Regions from separate parts of the Homo sapiens genome. Here region 2 is linked to region 1. A link is a contact called in ENCODE Hi-C or POLR2A ChIA-PET data. All regions are on one chromosome and are shown on one strand. Each heading gives the region's core, a stretch centred on a gene start or an enhancer-like site at or near the end of the contact. The rest is flanking DNA. Distances are from core to core; before and after follow the strand shown. Region 1 has its middle 120 kb from the start of CXCR4. Region 2 has its middle 170 kb from the start of CXCR4.

What was found. A loop is a pair of places that touch in the nucleus more often than their neighbours do. ChIA-PET counts read pairs that join two places held with the same protein, here RNA polymerase II (POLR2A). Pooled maps may share reads with other maps.
Region 2: a loop to region 1 is called in a map of natural killer cell, with 4 times the contacts of the local background. The contact joins two enhancer-like sites. A Hi-C loop is called at or near these places in 4 of 168 maps with a recorded cell type or tissue (CD4-positive, alpha-beta T cell, CD8-positive, alpha-beta T cell, naive thymus-derived CD4-positive, alpha-beta T cell and 1 more), 2 of 37 single-sample maps with no recorded cell type and 12 of 50 pooled maps. POLR2A ChIA-PET finds 5 or more read pairs at or near these places in 13 of 52 experiments (CD4-positive, alpha-beta T cell, CD4-positive, alpha-beta memory T cell, GM12878 and 10 more).

The regions. Positions count from the first base shown.
Region 1 is chr2:136,236,039-136,243,299 of GRCh38, reverse strand. No RefSeq gene overlaps it. Among named protein-coding and RNA genes, the nearest start is that of CXCR4, 120 kb to the right of the region's middle. RefSeq lists a silencer at 847-1,141 and enhancers at 4,062-4,131, 6,764-7,261, 6,361-7,261. Within about 2 kb of position 4,904, at least 17 of the 41 ENCODE cell types and tissues checked have a DNase peak (open chromatin) inside an H3K27ac peak, as active enhancers do; they include CD4-positive, alpha-beta T cell, CD8-positive, alpha-beta T cell and natural killer cell, where a contact is called at or near this core.
Region 2 is chr2:136,280,087-136,287,031 of GRCh38, reverse strand. No RefSeq gene overlaps it. Among named protein-coding and RNA genes, the nearest start is that of CXCR4, 170 kb to the right of the region's middle. RefSeq lists an enhancer at 4,264-4,765. Within about 2 kb of position 5,676, at least 3 of the 41 ENCODE cell types and tissues checked have a DNase peak (open chromatin) inside an H3K27ac peak, as active enhancers do; they include CD4-positive, alpha-beta T cell, CD8-positive, alpha-beta T cell and natural killer cell, where a contact is called at or near this core.

The DNA.
Region 1 (7,261 bases), core at 3,655-6,154:
GTTACACTTTTTTTTTGTCTTTTTTTTTCCTTTTTGTGGAGAACGGGGTCTTGCGACATTGCCCAGGCAGGTCTCAAACTCTTGGGCTCAAGCTATTCTCCCACCTCTGCCTTTCTAAAAGCTGGGATTACAGGCGTGAGCCACCGCGCCTGGCCCGAGTTCCTTATTTGTCTAGGTATCTGTAGGACCTAGATCAGTGTGGGAATGAATGAATGAATGAATGAACAGACAAATACATGTTTGAGGCATGTTTGGAAGCTTGCATGTGGCTGTGGTCAGCAGTAGAGGCTTAGAGGACTGGTAAAGCAGTGTGGCCCAGAGTTGCTGGGCTTACTAATACCACACGATGGGTACACAGGATGGGGGCAGGATGTGGGTCCCGAAGCCAGCAGGCCTGGGCCATCTTGCCAGTAGAGTCAGATGAGCTCAGTGTATGTGGAGTGCTGATGACTCAGAGGAAAGTGGAGTTCACAGTCCACAGCCATCTCGGAACATCTCAGAACGTCCCACAGCCCATCTGTGCCAGGTCACCCAGAGATGGAGGTGGACAGACAGTGTGGGATGGCCCTGCACCCTGAAACTCCCAGGCACTACCTTGCATTGTCAGTTTCTAATTTTACACACACTGGGGAGAGGTCTGCTGTGGGCCAGGCTGGCCACCAGCGCTGGGTAAGTAGGGACTGGCCTAGCCACAGGCCTCAAGGATGCCGAAGTCTGGTGGGGGAGACAAGCATGGAGAGAGACAGAGATGGCAGAGGCCAGGACAGGAAGCCTCTGGGCATCCTGGCTGAGGACAGGGTGGCACACCCAGAGGAGAGTGAATCGTGGAAATGCCGAAAGCTAAAGAGAAGGTAGGAACCCTAGGGCTGGGGTAAAAATGTATAGGGTTCAGTTGGAGAGTGATGTGGAAGGATTCCCACACTGAGATTTCAGTGCAGTTTCAACCACTTCCTAGCTATGTGACCTCAGACTTGACCTCCCAGAGCCGCAGTTTCCTATCCCATAAAATAAGAATGATAATAATTCCTACCTCTCAAGATTATTGTGTTGACAACACAAGAAATCAGGTGTGAGAACATGAGCACACAATACGTACTCAATAAAATGGAACAACAACAACCACTCACTGAGCCCTTTTCATACACTTCTCATATGTATAACACAACCTGAAGGAACTGTCTGTCCTTAGCCCCAGCTTTCAGATAAGGAAACAGAGAAGAGAAGGAGATAAATGGTGAAGCCAGAACATGAACCCAGGTCTGTCGCATGCCGGAGGCTTCACTGTAATACTAAGCCATAAGCAAATATATTTTTGAAAGAGAGGATGTTCAAAAATCATAGTATCTCTGATTATCATGATAATCAAAAGTAGCAGCTTATTGGAATTTCATTCAGGATTAGAAAAATTGGTCTGTATCCAGAGGATACTACTAATCTCTTCCTTGTATTGAGGACTTACTGGGTGCAAGGCACTGTACCAAGCACTGTTAGAACACCACACAAAACACCTTGGTTTATTATTTTATAGATATACCAAGAGGGACTTGAAAAGATTAAGTGCCTCCCTAAGGGCATTCGGTAAGTGAAAATGGCTAAGCCAAGATTTGGACGGAAGGCTCCTAGTCCTTGTTGCCTTGTTCCAGTCCAGTCCTGCTGTACTGCAGATTCCCACCAGAGATCACAGAGCAGAACATGCAAAAGGTAAGACTCCTGGGACACATGAGGTATTTCCCAGATGATATCCTCACTGGGACTGGTATCAGACTTGGTGGAGGTGAGAAGGAAGAAAAAGAAAGGGAACAGAGACAGAGTCCAACCCCAGGGTGAGCCGCTGTCCTTTCTACAGGCCACCAAGAAACTCCTGCTGCCCTGATTGACCTCTGTTAGAGCTTCAGGGACAGGGTGTAGGAAGACACCTTCCTACATGGAAGCAGCAATTAGAGGGACTCTAGAAATCTCATTTCACCGCAGGTGTCCATCCCTTTCTGGTGGCATTGATAACTTTGTGATGGCCCCATCTGCTTTGGATGGCTTCTCCATAAACTCCAGGCACGTCAGATTTCTTTTGTCTGTATGGGTGAAAGGCCATTTGTTGTTGTTTGCTGGTTGGCTGGTTTGGTTTCTTTTTTGAGATGGAGTCTTGCTCTGTCGCCCAGGCTGGAGTGGAGTGCAGTAGCATGATCTCAGCTCACTGCAAGCTCCACATCCCAGGTTCACACGATTCTCCTGCCTCAGCCTCCTGAGTAGCTGGGACTACAGGTGCCCGCCACCAAGCCTGACTAATTTTTTTTTTTTTTGTATTTTTAGTAGAGACAGGGTTTTACCGTGTTAGCCAGGATGGTCTCAATCTCCTGACCTCATGATCCACCCACCTCAGCCTCCCAAAGTGCTGGGATTACAGGTGTGAGCCACCGCGCCTGGCCAGTTTGGTTTCTTTTGTCAACTAAAAATGAAATGCAGGCCTTCTAAACTGACGCTGGATGTGGAAGCCCACTGACAGGTGGGTTCCTTCCCTCTCCCCATCTAAAACCTCCCATCCATCCATGATGCCTGTCCTTCCAACCTCATGAGGTGGCTTTGGAGAAGAAATGAGGTCATTTAAAGCATTACAACAAAACAAGGGAGTTTTTGTTTGGTTTGGGATTTGGTTGGTTTTTCCCTTGTTTTAAGTCATGACACTGAGCAGTATTGCCTCTCTTTCAATGGGTAAGGTAAGCACTTAATTCTGTAGTTCTAACTGAGGAATATGAAGGCCTGAGCTGGGATGTTGCTGAGCATGTGTGTCTCACATGTATGTGTGTGCACGTGCACACACACACACACTCTTACACAATTAGCCAGACAGACTTCCAACATGCCCCTCCATCATCACCCAGGTAAGACAAGTGAAGGGAGAATTCAGAGACAAGAGATTTTCCTTGCTCTTGTGACCCTATTGGCAGAAACACTGGAGGCCTAGACATTTCCACAGCTCCAGTGGTCCCACTGCTTGAGGTGAAAGTAGGAGAGAAGAGGAGAGGAGATTTGGCCTTCACCTCCCATGCCCCTGGGAAGTAGGGCAGTCAGAGGCAGCTCATCTGGAAACTGAGCCTTTGTGAAGTCCAGCTACAGCCTTGGAGATGCTGGTGGAACATACCCACAGCCATGCTCTGATTCTTCACAGCTGCCACAGCTAACCATTGCTTTTGCTCAGTGAAGACCTCACATGGAGAAGGAGCAGAATGTCAAGCCTCAAGTGTTTGTTTCTTTTTTTTTTTTTTTGAGACAGAGTCTCGCTCTGTCGCCCAGGCTGGAGTGCAGTGGAGCGATCTCAGCTCACTGCAACCTCTGCCTCCGGGGTTCACGCCATTCTCCTGTCTCAGCCTCCCGAGTAGCTGGGATTACAGGCACCCACCACCATGCCTGGCCAATTTTTGTATAGTAGAGATGGGGTTTCACCATGTTGGCCAAGCTGGTCTTAAAATCCTGACCTCAGGTGATCCGCCCACCTTGGCCTCCCAAAGTGCTCAGATTACAGGCGTGAGCTACCATGCCCAGCCTGTTTCGATGTTTTTTATAGATTCCCCCCGCCACACCCACAAGCTGCCATTGCCTTTAGGTAGGACAAATGTCCTCTCTTCTCACTTATCTTAGACAATTCCTTAAATCCATCCCTCTACTTTGACTAAAATATAAGCTAAGTCTGGAAAAGCTCAGGCCAGGAAGCTGTGTAAGTGATATCATAAATGTTCTACTCATGGATATAAATGTCTTAGGGCTTTGTCCCCTTCCAGCAAAAGTCAGGCCATTCTGTGGAAAGAAAGGTTAAATGAAGTGAAAATTAGTGACTAAAATGTTCCTCTTTCTTTAGTGAGAAAAAGCAAATCTGCATTTAGCAGCTTTTCTGCTGTCCCAACTCCAGGTATTTAACTGGAGCTAACCACTTTTGAAGTGAAGAGAAAAAGGGAGAGAAGTGAACCCAAGGATGGGAAAGGAGACAGGGCGAGACACCAGAAGGATGGCTGAGCCTGTTATGCCCAAAGCACCCTCATTCTAGAGCTGCATCTACGGGACTGGTAGTTCTCCTTAAGAGAGAGAGAACCACCGTTGAATTATTTGTAGGGACAGGGCAGAGATCACCCACTCCCACCACATCCACACAAGGGGGAGAAAGTCCCAATGTCTGAAAAACAAAAACTTATAAATAGGGAAGTGTCTGAGGCTAAGAAAACCAGCAGACACCTGACAATTTTCCTTACGCAAATCTCAACTAGTATACCAAAACAAGTGACTAAAGCTGGCATCACTTATGAAGAAGTTGACCTCTGTTTTCTACAGTCAGATGACTAGAGTCAGAGTCTTAAAAAACAGGAAGTGCCAGATGTAGTATCAAATGACCCAGACAGTGAAAAGTAAGGCAGAAAACTAAATTGGAAGACAGGAAGTCACAATCACACCACAAACAATACAGATATTTGTCTGAGATATGCTTGGCGGGGTGCCTTATCACGGCCAGAAAATGGAGGAGCACGGCCGAGATGTTTAGCAGAGGCCAGGCCACCAGCAAGGGCCAAACTGACACCCTCCTGGAAACCTCTTCTCTGCAGCTGAGAAAAACTTCAGGGCTTATATTGCTGGATGAAAGTGCCATTTGCAGGCTTAAGGCCAAATACCATTACTAAGCCCTGGGATTTAGCTCCTGAAAGAAAATCTCTGGCCCTCCCCCACCCCACCTCCTCCTTGCCCATCGTAAGAGTAGTGGCCCTCTAGTGTTTCTGGCAATGATTCCTCCTCCAGGTAACAGCATGTTCACCTTGCCCACCCCTCCCCTACTCTCAGTCTCCACTCAGCTGATTTGAGTTGGCCCATGATGCTGACAGCAAACCCCTGGTCATACTGACTGATTCAGGAGTTACCCTTTTGGAGCCCACAAACATGACTCCTGAGATTCTGCTGGAACTATTGGGAAATATAAGCTGTTCATCAACTGGAATTACTAATCTGGTAGCACAAAATCTTAACAGCTGCCAGAAGCTACCATGTGGACAGAACCTGCTGGGGAATTAAAACCAACACAAAGGAAAGCAGCACAATTAACACAGAGAAAAAAAAGAGACTTTGTCTTTAGGATTTGATTCCAAACTCCTGGATCCATCTTTACCTGAAGCTAGGCCACACTGCTGGATGTTTCAGCAGTGAGTCCAATCATCTCTTCTGATGGTTTCAGCTGGGAATCTGTTCAAAGAGTTATAATACAGTAAGCAAAGGGTCTAGTTTCTGGTCTTTATGAGGTATTCAGCAGGACCCTCTCTCCTCTTCATTTGTACTGATTGTCTGCAACTATATTCACCATGAGCCTTAAGCGAAACTTCTTTGTCTCTCTGAATCTTTTCTCCTCTGGGATAAAGAGGTTCAACCAGAACAGGACTCTAAGGTCCTATGCTGAAATGATGATTCCAGAACTTCGTGATATTCTCCTGAAATGTTTCAGATCCATTAAAGCTCAGAATACACTCAACTTTACATTCCAGTGAATGATTTCTATACCTTTTCTATATAGCCCAGAGGGTCAGTATTTGCCTGGACACTTTTTCAATATTACAGAAAACAAGTAAGAAAAATATAAGTTATCTGGAAAATATTGGTTGAGGAAAGTTCTTCAACTAAACATTACCTATGACTCTCTTCTCTAAAATCGAGGTGGCCAAAAGCCACAGGTATCGGAGATGTAAAAGTACTGCCCGTTTCTGCCACCCAAGATTTCTGTGGTCCCTGGGTAGGTGGTAGACTGCTAGTACCACAGACAATATGTGAAGGCACAGTCCTCAGGAAAATACAAGTTCCTTTAAAAAAATTTTTTTGAGACTGTGTCTTGCTCTGTCACCCAGGCTGGAGTGCAGTGGTGGGATCACAGCACTGCAACCTCAAAGTTCCTAAATTTAATTGTACACCTTTTTGATGAACTTTTTATTATCCAAAATTATTTAGGCTGTAAGTGACAAAAACACCAGCTCAAAATGGTTCAGACAAAAAAGCTTATTAATTTGGCTTGTGTAATTTTTTAAACGATCCACATTCAGGTACCCAGGTGCTCAAACACTGTCTTCAGGAACATGTCTCTCTCCCTCTGCCTCTTGGTTTTACTTTATTCTCTGGGCAAGCTCTTCTTATTTATTCATGTAGATAATCTACCAGCAGCTCCAACTTTATACCCTACCAAGTTAGCAGCCCCAGAGGAAAGCAAGCACCTCTTTGTCAATAGTTACATAAAAAACCCCAGAGCTAATACCCATCGGTCCAGCTTGACTTATATGTGTCCATCTCTGAAACAAGCACTATGATGCCAACTGGCCGGACCTAGGTCACACACATATGCCAGTACTCCAGAGGGTGGGGTCAGCTCTATCTGGCCCACACATTGGCTAAGGCTGAGGAAGGGATGCTGACCCCAAGGAAAACTAGAATGCTGCTTCTAAAGGAAGGGGAAATGGATGTGTGGCAGGGAAAAAACAAACACTGCACAGCTCTTGAGCCAAATACAAAAGGCCCAGCCTGGGGTGCAGTATGTTTCCTTCTAAATGGAGGCATCATTCTTTTCTCAAATGGGAGTAAAAAGCCCTATAGAGGGGTAGTGAAGAAGACACAGGAGGTCAGCTCCGTGGGCTGGAATTGAGGGTCAACACAGGCATTTGTCCCATGTGAAACAGCAACCAGTGCTTTGCAGGGCTGTGGAAAAGTTTCATTATTATGTATGAGAAGAACCTAGGAGGCATCTGATGTTGTCAAGGCTGTGCCCTGAGATGTGTTTGATGCCTTCCCTCTGCTCATTCAGGCCCCCATCTGCCTGGACCATTAGGCACTGCCACCATCATCTATGTGGTTAGACAGCACACATAGACCAGGGCCAGCCACTGCAGAGGTAACCGGCACTACCAGGCATCTCACAAGAGCATTGGCATTGAATGGCCTCTCTTTCTATCATGACCAGCTCAATTCCACTGATATTCCAGCTGGATCATGGCAAAGGCCTATTGACGAAAAACAATAGGGCTAGATCAAGGCTCTGGTGCACCTGAGTCACTGTGAGTCATATCCCCTGGAGGACCTTCTCAGCTCACCATTGTCATTAGTTAAAAAGACTCACGTAAGTCCGGCACACAGGAATGTCAAGTAGCAGCCAAGTTTGGGGGTGTTGTCCTTTGGCTTGGAAAATAATTCTCCACTAAGAAGTCCACTGATAATGGCACTCAAATGTCCCCCAAAGGTTGTTAATTTTAATTAG
Region 2 (6,945 bases), core at 4,427-6,926, 43 kb before region 1:
AGATGAACAATAAATAACTTTTTTAGTATAAGTACATCCCGAATAGTGCATGGTCACATACTTCGGCAAAAAAAAAAAAAAAAAAAAAAAACTCCATGAAACATTTGAGACACATTTATACTAAAAAGTATTCATTATTTATCTGAAATTCAAATTTCACTGTGCATCTTATTTTTTTTATTTGGCTAAATCTGACAACTCTATCTAGGTCAGTGTGACTGAAGCAGAATGAAAGAGGAGGGATGTTATCCCCCAAAAGAAGATATTTTGACATCCTAATCCCCACTACCCCAGGAGGTGACCTTTTTGGAAATAGCTCATTGCAAATGTAAGTAGTCGTGGTCATACTGGAGTAAGGTGGGCCCCTAATCCAGGATGACTCGTGTCCTCATATGAAGATGACCATGTGCAGGTGCATGGGGAGAAGGCCAAGGGGACTGGAATGACTCAGCTACAAGCCTAGGAAGGGAAAGAGAGCCGGCAAACACCAGAAGTGAGAAAGAGGCTAGGAAGGATGTTTCCCTTCAAGTTTCAGAGGGAGCATGGCCCTGCTGACACCTTGATTTCACATTTCTAGCCCCTAGAACTGCAGGACAATGACTTTCTGTTGTTTAAACAACCTAGTCTGTGGTGCTTTGTTACAGCAGCCCCAGAAAACAAAACAGGGAAATAGCAGAAGATGAGGGCACAAAGCCAAGGAGGGTGATGGACAGATCGAGTAGAGCCTATAGGTAACATGACGCCTTTAATGTTTGATTTTTTGTTTTTTGTTTTGTTTTGTTTTGAGACAGGGTCTTGCTCTGTCACCCAAGCTGGAGTGCAATGGTACAATCTCAGCTCACTGCATCCTCTACCTCCTGGGCTCAAGCTATTCTCTCACCTCAGACTCCCAAGTAGCTGGTACCTATGGGACTACGGGCACATGCTACCACACCTGGCTAATTTTTTTTTTTTTTTTTTTTTTAGACAGGGTCTCACTAGGGTTGCTCAGGCTGCAGTGCAGTGGCACAATCTCAGCTCACTGCAACCTCAACCTAATTTTTGTATTTTTTGTAAAGATGGGGTTTTGCCATGTTGCCCAGCCTGGTCTTGAACTCTGGAGCTCAAGCAATCCTCCTGCCCTGGCCTCCCAAACTATTGGGATTACAGGTGTGAGCCACCGCGTTCAGCCACGTGATGTCTTGGCTTGTACTCTGAGTCAGCTAGAGAGTCATTGGAGAGTTTTGGGAAAGGAGTGGCTTGTGTAAAGAGATGAAAGAAACAATCCAGGATATCCAAGAAAGGAAGTGGCAGCTCCAGGAAATACACGCAGTTTAGTCCTGCAGGAGAGTTTAGTAAAGACACTAGGACCAAGGCTGGAAGGTGAATGGCAGCCACATCTCAAAGTGCCTTCTGGTAACTTTAAAAATAGGGATATACATCCCCCTGTAGGCCACTGGAAGCCAATGGAAAACTTCGAGCAGAGAGATGGAATCAAATATGCCCGCTGTTCACGGTCTTTGTTATTTGTCATGATAGAGGTGGGCGCCAAAGAGTTTAAGAATGACTGGACAGTGACAGAATTCCAAGTACCACTAGAGGGGAGGGAAAGGAGATAATTTTCATTAGATCAGAGGCCTTAGTCCAAGCCCCCCAACCCACACAATTGAGATAGCCACATTCCCACATACCCCTGAGGTAACTTGGAAAATACCTGGGGTTTCTCTGGAACATTAGAGAGTTTACCTGAGACTTCTGGTAGGCTGAGGGAGACAGATTCCTGTCTAAAGGGCAGGATCTGGAAGAGCAAGGAGGTGCTCTAAGAAAGACAGCAACAGACTTGACCCTGCAACTGTAAATCAAGAATCCAGGGACCCAGCTCACTGGCTGGAAAACTTCAGTGTTCAAAAGAAACTCAGGGAGTTTCTGAAAATGCAGATCCTGAGTCCCACCCCGGTTATCTTGATTAAGTAAATGTGGTCCAGGAACTACAGGTTGAGAAACTCTACCCTCCTGAGGGACTTGTGGATGTTCACACAGATAGTGATAAAGGCTATGGAGAAAGCTTAAAGTAGGCAAGGAGGAAGGAAATTGTAGTGAGGAGGGGCACCGTTGCCATTTTGGATAGGGTAGCCAGAGAGGGCCTCACTAACAAGGGGACATTATAGGCTGAAATTACATGTAAAATTTTGCATATATGTCACTTCATGAGAAAATACACACATAACTTTCAAGAGATTCTTAAACAGATTCTGAACCAAATTAAAACTAAGAACTACTGCAGATTAGTTAGCAGAAAATGGAGGGAAGTTCAGAATCTGTTTTCATTTTCAATATCCATAAATACTTTGACCTTAAACAGTGGTTTTCAACCTTGGCTTCACATTCAAATTACCTGGGGAGCTTTAAAAAAATACTGACGTCTGGATCTCATCTCCAGAAAATCTGATTTAATTGGTTTGGGAGCGTGGTCTGGGAATTGGGATGTTAAAAGCTTCCCAGAAGATTTTAATTGCAGGAAACCTAAGAAAAACCAATCTAGGGTTTCAGATGAGCCTCTCCTTGTGGTAGGAAGGCTGGGTGATTATGGCTGTTAACCTGCTAGCAAACTGAGACTCCAGAATGAGTGATGAACCCTAGGTCCCACAGATGGTGAGTAATTCAAGACTCAGTACCTGGTTCTTAGCTCCTAATTCAGTGTTCTGCCACTATCCCACCTTGGAACAGAGACCAGTGGGGTTTGATCAGGAACCAAAGGTGGGCACTTGGACTCCTGTGCTGGGAAGGGCAGGCCCAGGGGAACCCCTCATGGAAGGAGGCCCAGCATCTAGGAAGCACAGTAATGGAGGTGCTTGTCACTGGGGTGCTAAATGGGAGCGGGGCAGCTCAGAGGAAAGTGGGTGGAGAGCTGAAAAAGCCAGCTGCCCCCTAGCAGGCCAGTGAGAGAGGCCAGAACTCCAATGCCTCCTTACAGCAACCCAGTCAACCCTGGCCTCCCATCTGGCCAGATTCTAAACCAAACAACAACAACAAAAATCATCTGAGATAAATAACATTAATAGTTTCGTGACCTCAGAGAATCCAATGCCCTTCTTCATTCCTCAATACCAGCCAGGATTGCTGATGTATGGGGGAGATGGGTGGTAGGTACAATGGAAAGAAGTCACCATCCGAAAAGCAATGCTTTCATCAACTAGGTAAAAGCCTAAAACATCTTCAATCAGAACAAAGCTTTCCACTGTCCAAGCGGTAATGAGTAACAACTTCAAAAGCAAATGCCCCCGGGAGAGAGAAGACCTTAGATGAAAAGCTCAAGACCTCGATGTTTAAACTAATTTTTAAACAGAACCCTTTTCACAAAAAAATCTGTATATGTATGTTTGTACACGTCATACTATATCATATGTATGACATGTTATATTATACATATATGAATATTACATATACACTATATTATTGCCTATCACATGTGATAGACATAATATTTATAATGTTATATGCACATAGAACTATAAAATCAATGAAAGTAAACTTGCTGTGGACAAAGCAGGGGCTGGGTCTGGAAATTACCTGATGGGCTGGAGGCGATCCAGAATAAATGTTGTCTCTCTCCCCCCACCTGCCTGCCCATTTCTCCTTCCACCAAGCTGGCTTGCCCCTGAGCTGCCTCAGCAACCCCTAGGACAGCTTGAGAGAGCTGTAGGAAGGAACTCACTAATGCACTGGACATGCATTGAGAACCTACTATGTGCTTGACATTGTGCTAGACACTGGGACTGCATATGGGGGAATAACAGCTCCTTTATTCAAGGCCCTCATGATCTCCTGAGGGTCGTGGGAGGAAAAAGGATAATTAAGCAAAATGTGGTGGGAACTGAATAAGGGAACTTACCGAGCATTACAGAATATAGTAGGGCCCCTGAGGAAAGGCACCTTGGGTGGGGGAGGGTGGCTGGGAGGTGGGAGCTCTCAAGGAAGTCCTCCGAAGAAGACCCCGAAGGTCAGTTTCATTCCTGAGAGCCAATGTTCATAAGATGACTGGGGATTGGGGAGCAGAAGGGCTTTGGCAATTGGGAGATGTATAGGGCTGAGCCAGACAGAAGGAAAAGGCAGGGCATCAGGGGTGCTGGAGACCAGGGACATCAAGGACAAATCTCCCTACATCGGAGGCTTGCCCGGGCTGGCACTGGGCAGCCCCAGTGCCAGGACCCCAGGCTCTCCCAACAGCATGTAAAGAAGAGACCACAGGTCCCTCCAGACCCACAGCCCAAAAGGGCAGGTCTGGGGCCACCAAACTGGGGCTCGGGCGTGAAAAAACCTACCTTTGAAGTGAAAAGATCAAAATGGCTTTTGAGAAATCAGATCTCCTCAGCTGGATTTCAGCCCTGAGAGCTGGCTTTGTTGCAGCCAAGCAGTAAAAAGAGAGCAAAAGCACAATAAAGTTCTAAGGAAGGAGGGGGCCGCCCAGCACTGGCCTGGCCTCCGAGCAGACCCTCCTCCTGCAAACATTTGAGCAAAGCAATGCACAAGAGGAAAGAAAGAAAGCAACAAAGACCCTGAGCCAGGGGCAAGGAGGCCACCACCACAAGGAACACAGTCGGACTTCCCGCTGGAGGAGCAAACTCCCTCTGCAGGAATGATGGTGATAATTGCTCACCTGAGACACTGGGGACAAACAGGAGAAGGTGGCGTGTGGTGTCACCTTCAAAGCCGCCACTCCTCTTTCACAGTGTCCCCTTAAGAAAGAAAGCAAAAAGCACAGGCAATTTTAGTGGGTTTTGCTTTTTTTTTTTTCCCAAGGCTCTTGTCTACTGTCTCAAAAACTGTCTTTTCTCCTTTGCTCCTTCATCTTCCTCCTTCTTCCCTGGGACTCTCCCTTCTCCTTTGACACCATGACAAAGAAAAATGCCTGCATGGGCCTTGTTTTCCAGATTCAATCAAGGCTCAAAGCTTTTATCTTGTTCTTAATAGCACCTTGCACCGATAGAGCCCGGCAAGGCTTTGCGGGCCTTAATTATTTCCCCAAGATCGATGAGACCCCTCAGCCCCCTGGGCAGCAGCATCCCACGGCAGTTTTCCAGATGGATGAGCTGCGTCGAAAGCTGCAGAGCAGACAGGGATGCAGACAAGGTCCAGCACGCCCAGCAGAGCCTGCGGCCTGCGGGTTCCTCGGGCGGGTATCTCGGGCCAGCTGCCTTGGAGGCAGGTCTGGGCTGCCCTATTTCTCAGATACCCATCTCCATTTCCGCCCCCCAAAGGGGATTTTTCAGTGAGATTACAGGCTGATAAGGCCCTCCCAGTTCACAGGAGAGGAAACCTAGGCAAGGGGACTTCCTGGTGCCACAGCTCAAGTCTGTGACAAGAGACAAGAGCCAGGCGTGAGGATTCCCCTGCCTGCCTTCTTGCCCACTGGGTCCCATCTCCCCATTAGAAGGGAGCAGTAGGCTTTCCCAGGCCTCTCAGCATAGGCAGCTTCATTTATACCCAGCATGGGGAAGCCAAAGAGTGCCCTGAGAGAGGAAGAGAGGTGCTCATTTTCTGTTCCATCGCCTCCCTGTGCAGCCATCACACAGGAGGAAATCACACTTGCAGTAAGAGCTGGCTGACAAGCTTGTCATTCACACTAAAGAGCTAGCATCAAGCAGCTCAATGTGCCGGGCACCACCTGGAGCAATCTACAAGCTGCAGCCTATGACATCAATGCCCAAACCTGGGGGAGGGTGCAAAATGCTAAGAGACTAAGGGGATTAGGAGGTTGGGCCTCTGATATCTTACCTGATAAGAAAGTGCATTGAAGAGCAACGTAAATTGGTAATAACAGCTGCTAACTGTTACCAAGCTCTTCTCCTGTGTTTTCACAAGGTCTCTTTCATTTTACCTCGTAGCAGCCCACAAGGTATCTTGCTTATAATCATCCAGCCAGAAAGTGGTAGAGATGGGATTTGAACTCACACACTCTGGCACCAAAGCCCATGCTCCTAATTCCTTTACCAAGCTATTCAGCAAAGCTTTAGGCTTCCTGACAGGAGGCAGGAGGTCTTTAGGTAGAAGGCACAAGACACTGCCTAATTTCCTCACACTTCCAAAGATGTTTTCCAGCCTGGACAAGCGACACATATTTAGTTATACTGGGTGACCTTCCAGAAGGGACAGGCTATGTCTATGTGCTCCCTGATGGTGGGAACCATATTTGATTCTTTTTTGCATTCTCATCACCTAGTACAGTGCCTAGATCAAAGCAGATGCTTTAAAAGTGCTTGCCGACTCCTGGCTCAGCCCTATACAGACCGTGCAGCCAGAGGCAAGCTACTCGACGTCTCTAGATTCCAGTTCCCTAATCTGTAAAATAAGGACAATAACGCAGCCCTGCCAGTGTAGCTGCATGATTAGAAGCCATATGTGCAAAGCCCCTCCCACAATGCCTGGCACAGAGTAGATGCTCAATAAACAATGGCTGTCATAGCTGTCTTCAAAGCCAATATACTAAGGTGGGATTAGACAGACCCATGGTTCTTGTCTAAAAGCAGGATGGGGCAAGAAGGAGTAGCTCACAGTATTCCCATAGGAGTTTTCCAAGCAGCCTTCTCTAAAACTTCTCTTTTATTAATAGAACTTCAGAAGGCTCTGTGTCCCTCAGCATCTCAAGGAGGAAAGATTCTGGGGAATGTTTGCTGTACTAGACACTTTGATGGGTGCTGGGTGCTCCCTTTCTTTTTTCTCCCAACAAAACCCCAATGTCATGCAGGTGGCTACACTCCTCAGTAGGGCCTTGTGCTCCCAGGAACCCTGGCCCCAGTTCCAGAGGATGAGACATGGTTGATCTAAAACCATTGTGGTGATTCACACATCATATCAGGGATTAATTTAGGCATAGACCTAGGACATGCTTATGGCTAATGACAGAAAGTCGGTAAGAGACTTCTGGAAAGAATTTTTCTTGTGGACCAAAGATGCACGAGAGCAAAC